Linked DNA regions of Homo sapiens: region 1 is linked to region 2. A link is an interaction called in ENCODE POLR2A ChIA-PET data of the cell type or tissue named here. Cell type or tissue: MCF 10A. All regions are shown on one strand. Region 1 overlaps GRID2 (glutamate ionotropic receptor delta type subunit 2). Region 2 overlaps GRID2 (glutamate ionotropic receptor delta type subunit 2).

Evidence for each region. ChIA-PET counts read pairs that join two places held together with the same protein. Peaks named below come from ENCODE experiments on the same cell type or tissue, not always from the same donor. Only the 100,000 strongest peaks of a DNase experiment are listed, where the experiment ranks them.
Region 1: POLR2A ChIA-PET joins it to region 2 with 5 read pairs; 2 of 35 experiments call an interaction of 5 or more read pairs at or near these places.

What each region holds. Positions count from the first base shown.
Region 1 is chr4:92,961,093-92,965,092 of GRCh38, forward strand. All of the region lies in intron 2 of GRID2 (glutamate ionotropic receptor delta type subunit 2), which reads left to right. Among named protein-coding and RNA genes, the nearest start is that of GRID2, 660 kb to the left of the region's middle. In MCF 10A, no CTCF peak of the experiment used is centred here; no DNase peak of the experiment used is centred here.
Region 2 is chr4:92,870,397-92,874,396 of GRCh38, forward strand. The region is part of intron 2 of GRID2 (glutamate ionotropic receptor delta type subunit 2); the gene reads left to right. Among named protein-coding and RNA genes, the nearest start is that of GRID2, 570 kb to the left of the region's middle. In MCF 10A, no CTCF peak of the experiment used is centred here; a DNase peak (open chromatin) is centred at 2,395.

The sequences.
Region 1 (4,000 bases), 91 kb after region 2:
CCCCTCCATTCTTTGTATCATTGCTGTTATTCATTTCACATATACGTAAGCATACACATATATATGCATTTTTAATAAAAACATTGTTTCTGTTATTAATTTGAACAAATTATTGTCCATTTGATAAATTAAGAAAAAGGTATTTATTTTACTTTCACTTACTCATTTTCTGATGCTCTTTCTTTATGTTGATACAAGTTTCTGATCTATTTCAGTTTTCTTTTCTCTGAAGTTCTTCTTTTGGGGTTTCTTGCAGGGAGGGTCTGCTGACAACACATCCCCTCAAATTTTTTTTTTTTTTTGGTCTAAGAAAATTCTTATTTCTCTTTCACATTTTAAGGATAATTTCACAGGTTACAGAATTTTAGGTTGATGATATTTTCCTCTTAATATTAAATATTTCATTTAATTCTTTTCTTGCTTTCATAGTTTCTGATAAGTCAGATATAATTTTATCTTAGTGAGTGCTTTTTTTCTTTCTCTCTAGTTTCTCTCAGGATTTTTGTTTCTTTATTTTGATTTTCTTCAATTTAAATATGATTTGTCTAGGTGTAGGTTTTCTTAGCATTTATCTTGCTTGCTGTTCTCTGAGGTTCCTGAATCTTTGGTTTGGTGTCAGACATAACTTGAAGAAATTCTTGGTCGTGGGTGATTCAAATATTTCTTCTCTTTTTTTTTAATTCTTCTTCTGATAGTCTCATTACATATATGTTACACTATTTGCAGTTTTCTCACAATTCTTGGATATTCTGTGTTGTTGATGGTTTTTTTAATCTTTTTTTATTTTTCTTTTTTGGCAATAACAATTGAAATATCCTTAAGCTCAGGTAGTCTTCTCTCAACCATGACCGATCTACTAATATGCCCAAGAAAGGCATTCTTTATTACTTTTACAGTGTTTTTGAGCTCTAGAATTTCTTTTTGTTTCTGTCTGAGAATTTCCGTCTCTCTGCCTACATTGCCCATCTGTTCTTACATGCTGTCTCCTTTATACATTAAAGTTCTTAGCATATAAACTGTAGCTTTAAAAATTCCCAGTCTGATAATTCTAACATCCCTGCCTTATCTGAGTATGGTTCTGACACTTACTGTGTCTCTTCAAACTGTGTGTGTGTGTTTCTTTTTTTAGTATGCCTTGTTTTTTTAATATATATCTGAACATGATGTAGTGGGTAAGTAGAACTGTTGTAAATAGACCTTTAGTAATGTGGTGGTAAGGTGTGGTCCTTAATCATAGGTCTGGTCCTATGATTGAGACTCGGTCTTTTAGTGAGCCTGTGCCTCTGGACTGCAACCTTCACAAGTGCTTCTCTGTTCCCCCTCCCACCCTCTTTTACCTTTAATAGGATAGCTAGAATGGGCTGACGTTGAGTATTTTCCTTCTCCCAGTTGGAAGGCTAGAGCCTGCTGGAGTTGGGCATTTCCCTTTCCCAGGTCATGTAGACTCGAATTAACCCCCAGTAGGTTAGGTTCAAGTTAAACAGTTTCCCCAGGGACAGACATTGTGAAGAAGAAAAGAATAGTGTATTTCAAAATGGTTACTTTCTCCCTTCCCCTGCTGGAAGCATGAAGGGATTTTTTTTTCCTCTAATATTCACTGTGGGAATCTAGTTCCTCAAGGCAAAACTCACATAAGTATGGGCACCCGCCTATGACTAGATCCCCCTAGAGTTTTTGACTCTCAGAATTTTCCACACTGAGTCTCCAGCAAGTCATCAAATACAGTTCAGGTTTTCCTATAGCCCAGCAATAGTTCCCACAGAGGTTTCTGGTCCAGTAAGTTGCAATTCTCCTTACAGGCGTATCTTGCCTTAGAGACATTGAAGGTTCAGTTCCAGATCACAGCCACAAAGTGAATACTGCAATAAAGCAAGCCACACATTTTTTTGTTTCCCAGTACATATCAAAGTTATGTTTCCACTGTGCTATAGTCTCTTAAGTATGCAATAGCACTATGTCTAAAAAAACAACATGAATACCTTAATTTAAAATACTTCATTTCTAAAAATGCTAACAATCTTCTGGGCCTTCAGCGTGTCATAATCCTTTTGCTGGTGGAGAGTCTTGCCTGGGTATTGATGGTTGGTGCCTGATTAGGGTGGTGGTTGCTAACTGAGGCAATTTCTTAAAGTAAAACAACAATGCAGTTTGCCTTATCAATTGCCTCTTTGTTTCACAAAAGATTTCTCTATAGCATGCCATGCTGTTTAATAGAATTTTACCCATGGTAGAACTTCTTTCAAAATTGGAGTAAATCCTCTTATCCCTGCTGCTGATATATCAACTAGGTTTATGTAATATTCGAAATCCTTTGTTGTCATTTCAACAAGGTCCATAGCATCTTCAAAAGGAGATTCCATCTCAAGAAACCACTGTCTTTGTTCCTCCATAAGAAGCAACTCCTCATTATTTTCATTCTCATTTTATTGTCAGATTGTAGCAATTTGGTCACATCTTCAGGCTCTACTTCTAATACTATTTCTCTTGTTATTTTTACCACAACTGCAGTTACTTCTTCCACTGAAGTATTGAACTCCTCACGGTCATTCATGAAAGTTGGCATTAAATTCTTTCAGACTTCTGCTCATGTTGATTATGTTGATCACCTCCCATGAATCACAAATGTTCTAAATTTCATCTAGATTGGTGAATCCTTTCCAGAATATTTTCAATTTACTTTACCCAGACCCATTGGAAAAATTGCTATCTATGACAGCTGTAGCCTTACAACATGCATTTCTTAGATAATATGACTTGAGAGTTGAAACTACTCTTTGACCCATAGGCTGCAGAATGGATGTTGTGTTCACAGGCATAAAATCAATATTAATTTCCTTGTGAATCTCGATCAGAGCTCTTGGGTAACCAGGTGCATTGTCAATAAGCAGTCATAATTTCAAAGTAATATTGTTTTCTGAGCACCAGTTCGCAGCAGTGGCCTTAAAATATTCAGGAAACCATGCTGTAAACAGATGTGCTGTCATCCAAGCTTTGTTGTTCCATTAATAGGACACAGGGAGGATAGATTTAACAGAATTCTTAAGAGCTCTAGGATTTTTGGAAAAGTAAATGAGCATTGGCTTCAACTTAAAGTCAGCAGCTGCATTAGCCCCTAACAAGAGAGTCAGTCTGTCCTTTGAAGCTTTAAAGCTAGGCCTTGTTTTGTCCTCTCTAGCTATGAAAGTCCCAGGGGGCATCTTCTTCCAATATAAGGCTGCTTTATCTTCACTAAAAATATGTTGTTTAAATGAGAACACATGGACAAGGGAGGGGAACATCACACACCGGGCCCTGTCAGGCATAGGGGACAAGAGGAGGGAGAGCATTAGAACAAATGTACATGGGGGTTAAAGCCTAGATGACAGGTTGATGGGTGCCACAAACCACCATGGCACATGTATACCTATGTAACAAAACAGCACCTTCTACACATATATCCCAGAACTTAAAGTAAATTAAAAAATAAAAATCTGTTGTTTAGGGCAGCCCCCTTTGTCAATGCTTTCAGCTAGATCTTCTGAATAACTTGTTGTAGCTTCTACATCAGCACTTGCTGCTTCCTCTTGTACTTTTACATTATGGAGAAGACTTTTCTCCTTAAGCCTCATGAACAAACCTCTGCTGGCTTCTATTTTTTCATCTGAAGCTTTCTGACCTCTCTCAGACTTCAGAGAATTGAAAAGACTTAGGGCCTTTCCTTAGATTTTGCTTTGGCTTAAAGAAAGATAGTGGCTGGTTTGATCTATTCAGACCACTGAAACTTTCTCCATATCAGCAAAAAAGACTTCTTTGTTTTCTCACCATCCGTGTGTTCACTATAATAGTACATTTAATTTCTTTCATGAACTTTTCTTTTACATTTACAACTTGCTCAACTCCTCGATGCAAGAGGCCTAGCTTTCAGCTTATCTTTGCTTTCAACCTGTGTTCCTCATCAAGCCTAATATTTTCTAAATTTTGATTTAAAGTGAGAGAGGTGGGACGCTTCCTTTCACTTGAG
Region 2 (4,000 bases):
CAGGGCTTGGCTTACAGTATTTAGGTGTTTCATAAGAACGTAGTGAATAAATGAATACTTTGGAAGTGTTTCCAAAATTTGTTCTCAAGTGTATCACATTGATCACTCCTATTGAAAAGAATTAAACATTATAATGTGAATAGGTGAGATATATGTTTCAGATATATATTTATTTTAGTTTATTTTAAATAAAAAAGAAATACATAGTGAACAACAGGAATTATTTTAAAAAGCATTAACAGATGGCATTCAATTATTAAATTATAGTTCATCTTTCATAGTAGAGAAATATGAAGTTGTTCAATGCTTGGAAATTGTTGTATGCATTACATGTGATAAAAGAAAAAAATAGCACTACCAAGGGGCAGGGGAAAATAATCTTTACTAGATTTTACAGTTTAAAATTAGGTTGCTGAAATGTATATGGCAAAGGTGTGTGTGTGTAATTGTGCTTATATATTGTGTTTATAACTTTAGTGACAGGAAACAATATAAAATCATATGAATAACTTGTGATAACATCAGCACATAATGATCCCTTTCTTATCTGGTGTTTTATTGTACTATTCAAAAGTGCTAAATAAAAAATTCTTCTAAACATTTTTTTCATTAAGATGGATGGATATGTATTTTCTCCTTCTCTCCCCCTACACCCCATTTCTCTCCCTTTTTCATTTTTTAAAACATGTATTAGGTAAACAGAATGTTGGTAGATAGAAATATACAGATAGATAGAAACAAAAAGTCTTCTCTCCTGGAGTTGCGATGCCTGGTTTAACATTCTGACTTGGTCACTAACTTGTTTTGCTTTTTTATTTTTTTGTTTTATAATTGTTAACTATGTTTTATTTACTTTTTTTTTTTAAAAGAACTAAATAACTTCAATGGTCATTTAGCCACTGGGATTCTCTGATTCTTTTTTTTTCTGTTAATGTAACAAGTTAAAAGGTTAAGTAAATCTTTAGGCCTCAGATTTTTTATTTTGTTTTGGTTTGTTTTGCATATGAAAATTATAACTTAACCTAGAAGGTCCCTAACATGATGCAATTATTATTCTATTAAATACAGTTGAGTTAATTGATTACAATTTGTTTTAAGTTAGTTACCAGAAGTTTAAAAACCATGTCCTGGTATTTATGCCAGCTGTACATTCAGGGTTCTCTTTGGCTATGACATCAGGGCAGAGTACTGACACTCATGAGTCAAGGAGCAGGGAAGAGGGTATAGGAAGCCAATAATTTAGAAACTTAATGACTTACACTCCACTTTCGAAACCGGCAAATATTAGAATTTTTTTTAACTCAACTTTCCAAGGTAATAATTTTAAGTTTTCAGAGTTCAGTGACTTAGAGACACATTGCAACAAAATGTACAAAAGTCTTCTTGGCTCCATACTGTGAAAGACAGGGGAAAGAATATTGTCTAATGTTTTCTATGGATAAAATGGTTGCTTAATTTAAATGAAAATGTTTTTTACTACCTTGAGGGGCTCTTTTTCCTGTGAGTTTCTTTGGTGTTTCAGAGAGAGTAAGTCCTATTCAATTAAATGTATAGTGAAATTTGCGTATAAAAAGAAATAAACTCTCCAATAAATCTGTGGTCAGGTGTATGTGTGAGTGTGTGTCTGTGTGTGTGTTTGTGCTTATTTGTGTACATATAGGTTAAACTTTGCATTTGAGAAGAAAGTTTCTGAAATTGATTTAGAATAATTTTTATGTTTATTAACTTATTTTTAGTAGAGAAATTACAGCTTGTTTCATATCATAATTATGTTAACAATTTATTAGGATAAAATGAAAATGTATGCCAAACATCAACATTACTCTTTATTAATATCAATTTATGAACACATTTATGAAGAAAGAATATATGAAGAAAGCTGTTCAAATGTAATAACCAAGAAGACATATAAATGGCAATTAGTTAAACTGAAAACTTTCCAATTTCATCTTAGAAAAAGGAAACTAGCAATATGAAAATAACAAAAATCAAGCTTAATTTATGGAATTCTCCATGAAGAAAAATCCTTAATTATATACTGCATATTTTTGGTAAGGAGAAATGTTTTTATTCTACCTAAAATTTTTCTAGAATTGTAGAATTAAATGATGGAAATTGAAAATTAATTATTTGGATGATTAAAAATAAGAAAATCATTATTTTAATTTGAAAAAAAAATGTTAATACTCTTCTGCAGGGGGCAAATCCATGCAAGTATATCTTCAAAGTCAGAGGAAGCCAAGAGGCTTAAGGAAGAGGTGAACATATTGTTCTCAGAAAGAAACATTTTATAGGAAATTTGAACAGAAGCCATGCCTGTGCCTCCAGCAATGAGACATGCTGGCACAGCTCAGTGACCTTACCCCTTGGACCCAGGGCTTATATACCATAGGGAAAGAATGTGTAGGACAATTGCAGGGAAAGGCAAAGGTGCTCTGTGAATATGCCTAAGGGCAGGATTTATGGTCAAAGCTGTTTTGAAATAATGCGGTAATTTTTGGTAAGTACATGCTCTTACTCAAGAAACAAAAGATAAACTGGAGATCTTAGAGGCCTTTCTAGAACTGGAGTTAACTAGAAGTCAACATGGTGGATTAGTACCCAAGATGGAATTGCTTTAGCTTCCACAGATACCAACAGAAAATATAGTATTATAATAGTATTGAGTATAAGAATAAAGAAATTGGACTATGATAGAGCTCAAATTTCATAAAATGAAAATTTTTTTGTTTGGTTTGATTGTGCTTCTTTGGATCATATATCATGAAATATATTTATTATTGTACTTATAATATCAGTCTGTAATCATTTAGATGTTTAGTTTATTAAGCTCTTCAATTCTATTATGTAGTATAGTTTTCACAGACTCATTTACTGAGGTAGAATAGATCTTATTACTTTTATTTTAGGAATGAGGAAACAGAGATTTAGCTAAATCAAGTGTCTTAAGGAAGCAGCAAATTGAAATGCCAGGATCCAGTCCCAGCATTTTCATTCTAACTTCAACTTTTTTTTTAATATAACCACGATTATATGTATTTTCAAAAAAATCATTTAAATGTTATATTATTAAAATTGGACTTGAACTCACCTTGCTCCAGTATAAATTCTACATTCAAATCTTGATTTTTATGTCTAGGTTTACATTAGATAAATAAAAGATAAAAATTTAGATACGCTTCTATTGTCAAAAGCCTTGTATATCTAAAGCTAAAATTACTTCTGATTTCCTATCCATAAAAGAGAGGTAGAGGGAGGGAAATCTTGCTGAATTTGATACTAGTTTAAACATCCTCTAATTGAGGTTTTTTTGTTTGTTTGTTTTGTTTTGTTTTGAGATGGAATTTCGCTTTTGTTGCCCAGGCTGGAGTGCAATGGCATGATCTCGGCTCACCGCAACTTCCACCTCCTGGGTTCAAGCAATTCTCCTGCCTCAGCTACCCGAGTAGCTGAGATTACAGGCATGTGCCACCACACCCGGCTAATTTTGTATTTGTAGTAGAGACGGGGTTTCACCATGCTGGTCAGGCTGGTCTCGAACACCTGACCTCAGGTGATCCACCTGCCTCGGCCTCCCAAAGTGCTGGGATTACAGGTGTCAGCCACTGCGCCCGGCCTCCTCTAATTCTTATTAAAGAGCCCTGTCCTGAAACTTCTACTTCCCCCTATTCTTCTTACACTCAGGAAGAGAAAGGAGCAGGAACTGATAAAGGGACCCTTCTCACTTGGAAACCCTCAACCTTTGAATATCCAGATTTTCTGCTGCACATATAATTGATATTGTCACAACATTTGGGCTCTTTTGTAGCAGTCTGTGACTGATTTCGTCTTGTTTTACTTTATTTACTGTAACTTCAAATGTTGTAGCGTCTTCCAATTAGTAGCCTCTTCATGAAGATAGGACTGAGTATTTTGCATAAGACATTCATTCAAAATAAAATGAAAGATTAAATTAACTTTATTAAAATGAAATGATTCGGATAGCATCCTACTCATTAGC